2 separate regions of the Homo sapiens genome follow, and region 2 is linked to region 1. Evidence: read pairs that join two places in POLR2A ChIA-PET (ENCODE). Cell type or tissue: PC-9. All regions are shown on one strand. Each heading gives the region's core, and the rest is flanking DNA. Links, peaks and the distances in the headings are about the cores only. Region 1 has its middle 7.2 kb from the start of LINC00930. Region 2 overlaps FAM174B (family with sequence similarity 174 member B).

Region 1 (5,370 bases), core at 101-5,100:
AGAGTAGGATTCAGCACATATTTCAAAACAGTTGAAGCAGTGAGACTGTGCAAGCAACAAACAAGACTTTAAATACACATCCATGAGTCCTTTTTTAAAGACGGGTCAAGTGCAGTAACATCTATGAATCTCAACTACTCCACTTTGCCCAGCAGTGTCTACTTGCTGCCCTGGGTGAGCAGTAACAGAAGAAATGCAGAGAAAGAAAGCAGTGTCTTTGGAGAGGATTGGAAAGCCAAGCTTGGCTTGGAAGACTTGTTGAAAGTTCCCTGTTCCTGCCCTGCTGCTTGGACACCCTGGAGAGGGAGATGGCGCCAGGGCTGGACCACAGGCAGGGCAAGGTGAGCTCCCAAGCTGGGAGGAAAGCAAGACAGATCTGGCAGAGCAGCCCCAAGGCTGGAGCTATCCAGAGGGACGCAGGAAAGTGGCGAGGGTTGGGCTTTTGCTCATAGGCCTGTCGGGGAAGGCAGCAGCAAAGCAGAAATTTCCAGGGCCTTAAGTGAGGCTAGCGGGCCTGCAGTCTCATGGGGGTTCTGGAGAGTGAAGCTGAGATGGCACAGGCGGAAGTGCCTGGGAGAAGGCCTCATACTCAGCACCCAAAAGAACCAGCACCCAGGACCTGTGTGCCACCACTCACCCTCTCACTGTTCCCACCCCCAATGTCTTGATGGGATATGTTGAGGCCCCCAGATTTCAGGTGCAAGTCCTGGGGAAGGAAAGATGGGGGATGAAAGCAAAAAGGTGCCAAATTCCAAGCATGCAAAAAACAAACAAACAGACAGACAGACAAAACTCAGATTGGCTGAATGATCTTGAATTAAGTTTCTACTATGGGATGAAATGAGAGTCCTGGATAGAAATGAAGTTACAGAAAGGATTTCATGCACACTGGGGCTTGGGGTTGAGAAATCTATACCCAGTTGGAGTACTTAGCCAGTGCCACGTAGATAATGAGCACCCAAATACAACAGACAATATTCTCCCCAAGGTCATGGTGTTTTGTCCTCCTCTAGTCTCCTTTAAAATAAATAAGCAAGGCTTTCCTTTTCCACAGACTTTTTGTTCTCCCTCACAATCTTCCCCCTCTCTCAAGGGGGAAAAAAATGTGCAAAGCACACCTCCTGTGTATTTTCCTCTCCTTCCTTTGGCTTCTGTCCAAGGCAACCCCAGGAGCTGGGGGTTAAGAGTTGCTACAACTGCTATCTTCTCAGCTGCCGGCCCACACTCTATCTGAGACGCTGGAGAAGCAGAGCCCACATGTCCTGCAGTGGAGTGAATTAATTGGGTCAGCCACTGCTGGGGCATCCTTCTTGCCATTGCCTCAAAGAAAGATCCTATGCCAGACTGGGCTTTTGGTGAGTGTTTGAACACAACCCTGAGGTCATTCCACCCTCCAACCATCAAAGACTCAGGAGCTGTATCTCCTGACATACACACACCCCATTCAAAGGAACACCTTAGCAACCCAGGGTTGTCAGGGAGCGGGAATGGTGGGGGTGGGGGCAGTTGTAACAGGTTGAGACCCAGGGGTTGGAACTTGAGGGTCACCTGCTCCACTATGTGCCCCACCCTCAGGAGCTGAGATACAAGGAGTCACTAGATGCAAATATACTAAACGCTGGATATCAATGAAAGGTTCCTTGCTAGTTTTAACGGCCCATCTAAGATCACAGCACTGACCCCAGTAAAACATTTAAGATGTATAAATGCAACACAGCATTTGTCCCGGGAAATAAAACACTAAAGATTACCTTATTCCTTGAAATATTAACTTTTAGAATAAGTGATGTCATTTTATTTATCATGGAGGTCAATTTGCCACTTCTCCTACTTTTCTTTAAAAAACCTGTTCATATACACTCTCCCATTCATTGCAAGAAATAACCAGTGAGATTGCTATGATGCGTTTTGCCTTTTAACAGATATTAAGTGTCTTGGCTGAAATCACCCAGCTGTCTAGGAAGGCGAAAACCACAGGCTGGGATGGACTCTCTAGAGTCAACAGGAAAGTGGAAGGGCCTCTACCAGAGATTTTGAAAGAAACAGGAAACAGTCCATTGCAGCTTTAAAATCTTGATTTTAAAAAACACCGGCTGGGCACAGTGGCTCACGCCTGTAATCCCAGCACTTTGGGAGGTCCAGGCGGGCAGATCATGAGGTCAAGAGACCATCCTGGCCAACACAGCAAAACCCGGTCTCTACTAAAAATACCAAAACTAGCTGGGCGTGGTGGCGGGCGCCTGTAGTCCGAGCTACTCAGGAGGCTGAGGCGGGAAAATCACTTGAACCCCGGAAACGGAGGTTGCAGTGAGCCAAGATTGTGCCACTGCACTCCAGCCTAGCAACAGAGCAAGACTCTGTCTTAAAAAAAAAAAAAAAAAAAAAAAAAACACCAGTGTGTTAGTTCATTTTGCATTGCCATAAAGGAATACCTGGGGCTGGGCAGTGTATAAAGAAAAGAAGTTTATTTGCGTCACCATTCTGCAGACCATGTAAGAAACACGGTGCCAGCATCTGCTTCTGCTGAGGCCTCAGGAAGCTACCATTTGTGGTGGAAGGTAAAGGGCGAGCAGGTGTGTCACATGGTGAGAGAGGGAGCAAGAGGGAAGGGAGGAAGTTCAAGCTCTTTAAACAACAGCTATCACATGAACTAATGGAGTGAGAACTCACTCACTACCATGAAGAGGTCACCAAGCCATTCATGGAGGATTCACCCCCATGATCCAAACATCTCCCACCAGGCCCCACCTCCAACATGAGGGATCAGATTTCAACATGTGATTTGGAGGGGACAAAAATCCAAACTATATTATTCCATTCCTTGCCCCCCAAATTCATGTCCTTCTCACATTGGAAAATACAGTCATCCTTCCCCAATAGTCTCCAAAAGTTCTAACTCATTCCAGCATCAACTCAAAAGTCCAAAGTCTCATCTGAGACTCAAGGCAATTCCCTTCCACCTATGAGCCCGTAAGATCAAAAACAAGTTGTTTACTCCCAATATATTGATACAATGGTGACACAGACATTGAGTGAATATTCCCATCCCAGAAGAGAGAAATTGGCCACAAGAAAGAGGCAACAAGCCTCTGCAAGTCTGAAACCCAGCAGGGAAGACATTAAATCTTAAAGCTTCAATATAATCTCCCTTGACCCCATGTCCCAAATCCTGGATACATGATTGTGTGGGATGGGCTCGCAAGGGCTTAGGCAGCCCTGCCTCTGTGCCTGCTTTGCAAGGTACAGCTGCTGTTCTTGCTCTCACAGGTTGGAGTTGAGTAACTGTGGCTTTTCTAGGCTAAGGTGCAAGTTGCTAGTGGTTCTACCATTCTGGAGTCTGGAGGGTAGTGGCCTCATTCCCACTGCTCCACTAGGTAGTGCCCTGGCGGGGGCTCTCTGTGGGGACTCCAACCCCACATTTTCCCTTGTAACTAACCTGGGATGTTCCCATCCTCTGGCTGGGATAAGGGAAGCAGCAACCCAAGGCAGCACCGAGTAGCAATGCCCCTGGCCTCGTCCCTGAAACCAGTCTGTCCTCTTAGGCCTCTGGGCTTGCGGTGGGAGGAGCAGCCTGGAAGATTTCTGAAGTGCCTTTGAGGCCTTTTTCTCATTGTCTTGACTAGTAGCACCTGCTTCCCTTTCTGTCATGCTAACCTCTCCAGCAAGTGGTTGTTCCTCATGCCTCTTGGATTCTTATCCTTTGGGTTCCTCTCCTGAAATGTTCTTTCCTTCTCTACCATGAGCCAGGCTGCAGATTTTCCAAGTTTTTACACTCTACTTCCCTTTAAATTGTAAGTCCCAACTTTAAGTCATTCCTTTGCCCCATATCTGATCTTAGATTGGTAGAAGCAGCCTTGCCACTTCTTGAATACTTGGCTGCATAGAAATTTTTTTTCCTCCAGATACCCTAAGTCATCACTCTGAAGCTCAGCCTTCCACAAAGCCCTAGGACATTGGCACAATGCAGCCAAGTTCTTTGCTAATGTGTGACGAGGGTGACCTGTGCTCCAGCTCCCAATAAGTTCTTCATTTTCATCTGAGACCTCATCAACCTGGCCTTCACTGCCCATATTTCTATGAGCATTTTGGTCATAATCATTTAACGAATCTCCAGTACATTCTGAGAAATAAAAATGAAATCCTAAGCCCTTCCCCCCACCCCAGACTACTGAATGGACCCCCCTGTTGGCCAAGGGGACCCCAAAAAAACCTTAAAACTGAGTCCCAGCCCTGATGCAATGGGAGGTCAAACATGCCTCATCAGAGCCCGTCCCTTGCTAACCACCGCTAGGCTTTCTTCTCTAAAGGCTAAGCAGGAACCAGCCCTTTCTCTTTTTAAAAATTAATTTATTTTACTTTAAGTTCTGGGATACATGTGTCGAGCGTGCAGGCTTGTTACATAGGAATACATGTGTCGTGGTGGTTTGCTGCACCTATCAACCTGACATCTACGTTTTCAGGCATTTGTCCTAATGCTCTCCCTCCCCTTTCCCCTCACCCCACAACAGGCTCCAGTGTGTGATGTTCCTCTCCCTGTGTCCATGTGTTGTCATTGCTGAACTCCCATTTTTGAGAAAATGTGGTGTTTGGTTTTCTGTTCCTGTGTTAGTTTGCTGAGGATGACGGTTTCCAGCTTCATCCATGTCCCTGCAAAGGACATGAACTTACTCTTTTTTATGGCTGCATAGTATGGTATACATGTGCCACATTTTCTTTATCCAGTCTATCACTGATGAGCATTTGGGTTGGAACCAGCCCTTTCAAAAGAGTCACCTCACCACTGATTTCAACCAACCACCTGATGCTGTCCCTCCCTTTTGCAGTTTCAACAGAACAACCAAGCAGCATTCCTTCCTGATAAGAGACCACCAACCACTGAGAGGTTCTAGTCAGTCTAGGGAGGCTGTGCACTGACTGACGGGTTTTGTGTCCACTGCTTCATCTTTTGAAGTCAGAGACCCAAAAACTGCCCCCTCACATCTTGCTAATACTACCATTTTTTTAACATGCGAACCCATGAAGGGGCTGGGAGGTCAACTGCACATGTGTTTCTTCTTTCGTAAATATTCATGGCTCCTCCTATAACTTGCTGAATATATATTTGGCCACCTCATTCAGCACAAATCCTTGTTTTATTCTTCTGACACTCCAAGTGCCTGTTTCTGGCTTCTGGCCAGAGGCTATGCTTCGCAGACACTCGGAATGGCCACCCTGCAGGCTGCAACCATTTATAAGAAATACAGCTCTCCTTTCCACATTTATGAACCTCATCATCCTTTGGTTGACAGTTTCAAAGTTTCCCTCATCTTCCTGTCTTCTTCTAAGCCCTCCACATTCTTCCAATATCTGCCAATTTACTCATTTCCAAAG
Region 2 (5,370 bases), core at 178-5,177, 73 kb after region 1:
GAGTTGAGGGTGCAGGGACAGGGAAGTGGGATTGAGGGTGCAGGAAATCTTCACATATTTCTTTCTTTTTTTTTTTTTTTTTTTGAGACAGAGTCTCGCTCTGTAGCCCAGGCTGGAGTGCAGTGGCACAATCTTGGCTAACTGCAACCTCCACCTCCCAGGTTCAAGCAATTCTCCCTGCTCAGCCTCCAGAGCAGCTGGGATTACAGGCGCCTGCCACCATGCCCAGCTAATTTTTGGATTTTTAGTAGAGATGGGTTTTCGCTATGTAGGCCAAACTAGTCTTGAACTCCTGACCTCAGGTGATCTGCCTGCCTCAGCCTCCCAAAGTGCTGGGATTACAGGCATGAGCCACCGCACCCAGCACATTTCTCAAATTAAAAGGAGAATTCTTCCTTTACTAACTATGCACCAGTCAGAAGCCGGGAAATTTAGGAACAGAGCCAATCAGCATTTTCCACATACCTTCAGATCCGCAAGCCTGTCTGAACAGTGGGCTCAGAGAACAGTGCAGTTCTGCCTCAGAGAGAGAGAAAACGTGAGAAAATGGGAAAATAGAGTGCATTCGAAGCCTAAAAACCCTAACCAAGTCTGGCTCTCTCTTCTCTAAGTGTAGATTCTTTAACGTGTCTTTTAAAATAATAGTCCATAAGGCTGGGCACAGTGGCTCACGCCTGTAGTCCCAGCTACTTGGGAGGCTGAGGCAGGAGAATCACTTGAACCCAGGAGACGGAGGTTGCAACAAGCCGAGATCTCGCCACCACACTCCAGCCTGGGTGACAGAGTGAGACCCTGACTCAAAATAATAATAATAATAGTCCCTAAAAGTTTAACTTTTCCTGGGTGCCAGCTAAGCGATTTAAATTTGTGATCAAATGTAAAACATCTAAAGCACGCTTCAAGGCATGTGCTGCTGGTATCCCTGTCTAACAACTGAGGAGACTGAGGCTCAGGGAAGCCGACTTGCCCACAGCCATGTAGCTAATCAGTGGCAGAGCTAGGGTTTGAAGCAGGCAGTCCAGTGACCAGGAGACTTTCAGTGGGGCCTCCTTCCCACGTGGGTGAGTGAAAGTGCCGCACAACTACCCATGGTCTGAAATGTGCCGCGGAGATAGGCTGCATGGGGCTTGAGAGTATAGACTGGAAGCAACTCGGGAAAATCACAGGGCATAGTGAGCACATATGACCCCTGAGAGGGCCAGGGGGTGCTCCAGCTGAGACCTCCCCAACAGGTCGCCTTGAGTCATCCCTGGTATGCCCTGCTCTGTCACCCCCACTCACTCCCATCCAAGAGCCCCACTCCACGCCTCACCGGAGTTCGCAGCCACTTGACTTTAGCGCCAAAAAACTCTTTGCCCTCCCTCATCACACTCTGGAATGTGTCACTTTGCACAGCTCACATTTTCATATTCCACACTAATCTGGACACACTTCTAACAAACCCTTCCTAAACTGTGACTCCCTCAGGTGTGCTGGTTTGCAGCCAGCCCACGCCCACTTCCTCCCTCCTTTTGGCATCTGTATCCTCTGTGCCCTGGGTGAAGCCCCTCCCACATGGGCCTGGCCACACCCCCAGTTCCAGGAGTGGACGTGAGCCTGGAGCCTGAGCCAATCCAGGCATTGCTACCCCCCAGGCCATGGCAATGGCAGAGGAGCAGGGCAGTGGGCAGGGGAAGGCACGACCAACCCGAGCCAATGACTCTCTGCTGTGAAGGCTGGAACAGGGCAGGTGGGTGTCCCTCCCACTGGCCTTGAGGCCCAGATGACATAAGCCATCATGCCACCATCTAGAAACAGAAAGTAAAGGCAATATGGTAGAGGGCAGATTGGAAAGAGAGAGACCAAGTCCTAAATCGACTACCAAGCCAGCTCTCCTTAAAAACTACAAGGCTACTCTCTCTTTCACCAAAGCCAGCCGGGGCCAGGTTTTCTGTCACACACACAACCTAGCAAACCTTAACTGCCTCGAGGTCTCAGGGAAGGCACTGCACGAAGGGAAACCACCACTGTAATCACAACACCTTCCTGGGGCTTTTTCCACATTTTAATAGTTAGCCTTCCATATGTAAGTATAATTTTCCTATATCCTCAAGCCTGTTTAAACCCCAGGACTCTGCCCCTTATAGAAACAATGAACCACACACACAGAAGCAGAGTTGACATTTTTTGCTTAGGGCTACCTGTAAGCAGGCTTTCAATGAGGACAAACAACCGGCAACTGCACCTCCCAGAACTGCCATGAGCCTGAGGCAAAGGCAGAGACTACACGGCTGTGATGAAGCTGAAATCCCCTGGGTCCATTCGTGGGCAGTGGGCCAGCCTTGGGGACAGGGCCCTCATTTTACTCAAAGACACACGCAGCTCAAGGACAAAGCACCTGGTTCTAGAAAGAGCCCAGGTTTGCAATCAGACTTGGGTTCGCAGCCCAGTGCCCCCACGTCCAGAGCCTGTCCCCTCAGCTGTGTACTGGGTGGTGCTGGGGGCCAGTGGGACGGCAGCCTACAAGGACAGACCAGCTAGCACTCCCCATCAAAGAACGAACTTTGGGAAATAAAGAAGTGAAAAGACTGCTGGCCCATCTTCCACAGCAGGAATCTTTCTTTTCTGAGATAGGCTACTGTTAACCAGGAGGCCTCAACCTGGTTGAGATGTAAAGTGGTCCTTTTATTAATAAATAAATGTCCATATTGTCTTCACAGGAATAGGCAAGGCCAGATAATTTCTAGAAGAGATAAAGCACCCTTCCATCCGAACCAAAACTCATTTCTAACAAGAGAGAGGAGAGGTTCAAAATTCTTTTAGTCTGAAATATAATCCTGAAGCCAGAGGGTTTGTTTACTCAATGGACTGTTCACCAGCTGCTCAGAAACAGGTTTCGTGTGAGTGCTCATACGTCCCACTTATACAAACAAGGAGGCCGAGGGAGGACACCAGGCCCTGGCAGCCTACAGAGGGGGAGGCCTTCCTTCCTCGCCCTCACCCACGAAGAGAATAAAACAGGACTAAACCCTTTAGACTCAGTTCAGTTTTGAGTGTGACAGTCAGAGCCACCAACTCAAAGTGCAGCGACTGAGGTTCAGGGGTCAGCCCTGCAATTCCCCTGTTGGTGTGCTTCTGAGCAAGCCTCTCGTCATGAACCCGAATTTCTTCATCCATTTCTACTTCCTGCCAGGTGTGGTCCGGGTTCTGATGACACAGCCTCTAACACTTCTCACTCTACTTACTCCAGGGGGCCACAGGCTTTCTCACTTCTCCTGAGGCCATTGCAGGACATCGCAACCAGGCTGGGTTTTCTCCTTCTTCCGAATCCTGCAGCCCCTCTTCATAGGCACATCCCTGCCACGGGGCACTGTCTACACATGACCTCCAGGCACACAGGCCCCTCCTGCGTCATCCACAGCACTGGGGTGACGGTACCAGCAGGCACTGTGAGGCGACAACCCTGAGTGCCAGCTAATGCACATGTGATCTCATCACAGCCTCCCGCCAGTGAGGCAAGGAGGGCTCCCATTATCAAGGCAAGGAAACCAAGGCCAGAAGGCACTGAGTGACCTGTCCCAGGAAGCAAGCAGAGCTCGAATCCAGATGCATCACACTCCACAACATGAGCCCTTCACACTCCAACAAGAGGGTAGGAACTCACCTCGGACCTCTGGATGTGCCCCAACCCTACGACTCGGCATTCAACAGACACTTCTCAGGACCCAGAGGTGCCCCTGCAAGTTCTTTTGGTTGCCAGCCAGCTCCCGCGATAACCAAAAGCAACCAAAACAAGCTTGTGTCAACAGAAGGAGGGCACGCTGCGCCTCTGACTAGGAAGTTTCAATCTCATAAAGATTTCAAGCCATCTAAATTAATCTGCAAGCTCAGTGAAATGCAGTAAGATACCGACCAATTTCTGCTGGGGATCTAAATGAGCTGATTCCAAAATTCATGAGGATGGGAGAAGCAGCAAGAATGGAATAGCCATGAAAATTCTATAAAGGAGTTAGATTAGTAAAACATGCTGTAAAACTACAATAACTGAACACAGTGTGATAAGGTTTGGAACTGTGTCCCCAACCAAATCTCATGTTGAACTGTAATCCCCAGTGCTGGAGGTGGGGCCTGGTGGAAGGTGACTGGATCATGGGGGTGGGCCTTCATGAACGGTTTGGCACCATCCTCTTCGCGCTGTTCTTATGATAGTGAGTGGGTGAGTGCCTGAGAGATCTGGTGGTTTAAAAGTGGGTGATACCTCCCGCCTTGCTCTTTCTCTTGCTCCTGCTCCCACCATGTGAGTGCCTGCTCCCCTTTGCCTTCCACCATGATTGGAAGCTTCCTGAGGCCTCCCCAGAAGCAGAAGCTGCTATGCTTCCTGTACAGCATGCTGAACCATTAGCCAATACCCAGTCTCAGGTATTTCTTTATAGCAGTGCAAGAACAGACTAATACACAGTGGCATCCCACACTAACAATCAGATGCTATAGCAGAATAGAAAGTCCAGAAATACACCCAAATACACACTGGAATCTAGTATAGGATAAAGATGGCATTTCAAATGAGTGAGAAAAAGGTAACTCATTAAATATTTTGTTGATAACCACCCATATCTCACACTTTGTATCAGCATAAATTAGACGGATCAGACTTAAATGTAGAAAATAAAACCATAGAAGTACTAGAAGAAAACATGGGAGAAATCCAAAATCCATTTTTTTAAAAAAGGATGATAAATGTAAACACATAAAAATGTCTTAAAGTCAAGGTAAATAGGCGGGGAGCAGTGGCTCACACTTGTAATCCCAGCACTTTGGGAGGCTGAGGTGGGCAGATCACCTGAGGTCAGGAGTTCGAGACCAGCCTAGCTAACATGGTGAAACCCCATCTCTACCAAAAATACAAAAATTAGCCGGGCATGGTGGTGGGCACCTGTCATCCCAGCTATTCGGGAGGCTGAGGCAAGAGAATTGCTTGAGCCCATGAGACATAGGTTGCAGTGAGTGGAGATCGTGCCACTGCACTACAGCCTGGATGACAAAGTGAGACTCCATCTCAAAAAAAAAAAAAAAAAAAAAAAAAAAAAAAAGTCAAAGGAAATGATATACTGGGAGAACTATTTCCAACTCATCATAAATTTTGGTTTTTGTTTTTTGGTTTTTGTTTTTTTTTAAGACACAGTCTCACTCTGTCACCCAGGAGTGCAGTGGCATGATTTTGGCTCACTGCAACCTCTGCCTCCCAGGTTAAAGTGTTTATCCTGCCTCAGCCTCCCAAGTAGCTGGGATTACAGGCACACACCACCACACTCAGCCAATTTTTGTATTTTTAGTAGAGATGGGGTTTCACCATGTTGGCTAGGCTGGTTTTGAACTCCTGACCTCAAGTGA

Evidence for each region. Peaks named below come from ENCODE experiments on the same cell type or tissue, not always from the same donor. Only the 100,000 strongest peaks of a DNase experiment are listed, where the experiment ranks them.
Region 2: POLR2A ChIA-PET joins it to region 1 with 6 read pairs; 3 of 35 experiments call an interaction of 5 or more read pairs at or near these places.

What each region holds. Positions count from the first base shown.
Region 1 is chr15:92,562,343-92,567,712 of GRCh38, forward strand. No RefSeq gene overlaps it. Among named protein-coding and RNA genes, the nearest start is that of LINC00930, 7.2 kb to the right of the region's middle. RefSeq lists enhancers at 1-426, 427-964. In PC-9, for the core only: no CTCF peak of the experiment used is centred there; no DNase peak of the experiment used is centred there.
Region 2 is chr15:92,635,515-92,640,884 of GRCh38, forward strand. The region is part of intron 1 of FAM174B (family with sequence similarity 174 member B); the gene reads right to left. Among named protein-coding and RNA genes, the nearest start is that of FAM174B, 18 kb to the right of the region's middle. RefSeq lists enhancers at 3,063-3,352, 4,116-4,215. In PC-9, for the core only: CTCF peaks have their summits at 3,282 and 3,482; DNase peaks (open chromatin) are centred at 1,617, 2,897, 3,167 and 3,757; H3K4me3 peaks cover 2,601 bases; H3K27ac peaks cover 4,691 bases.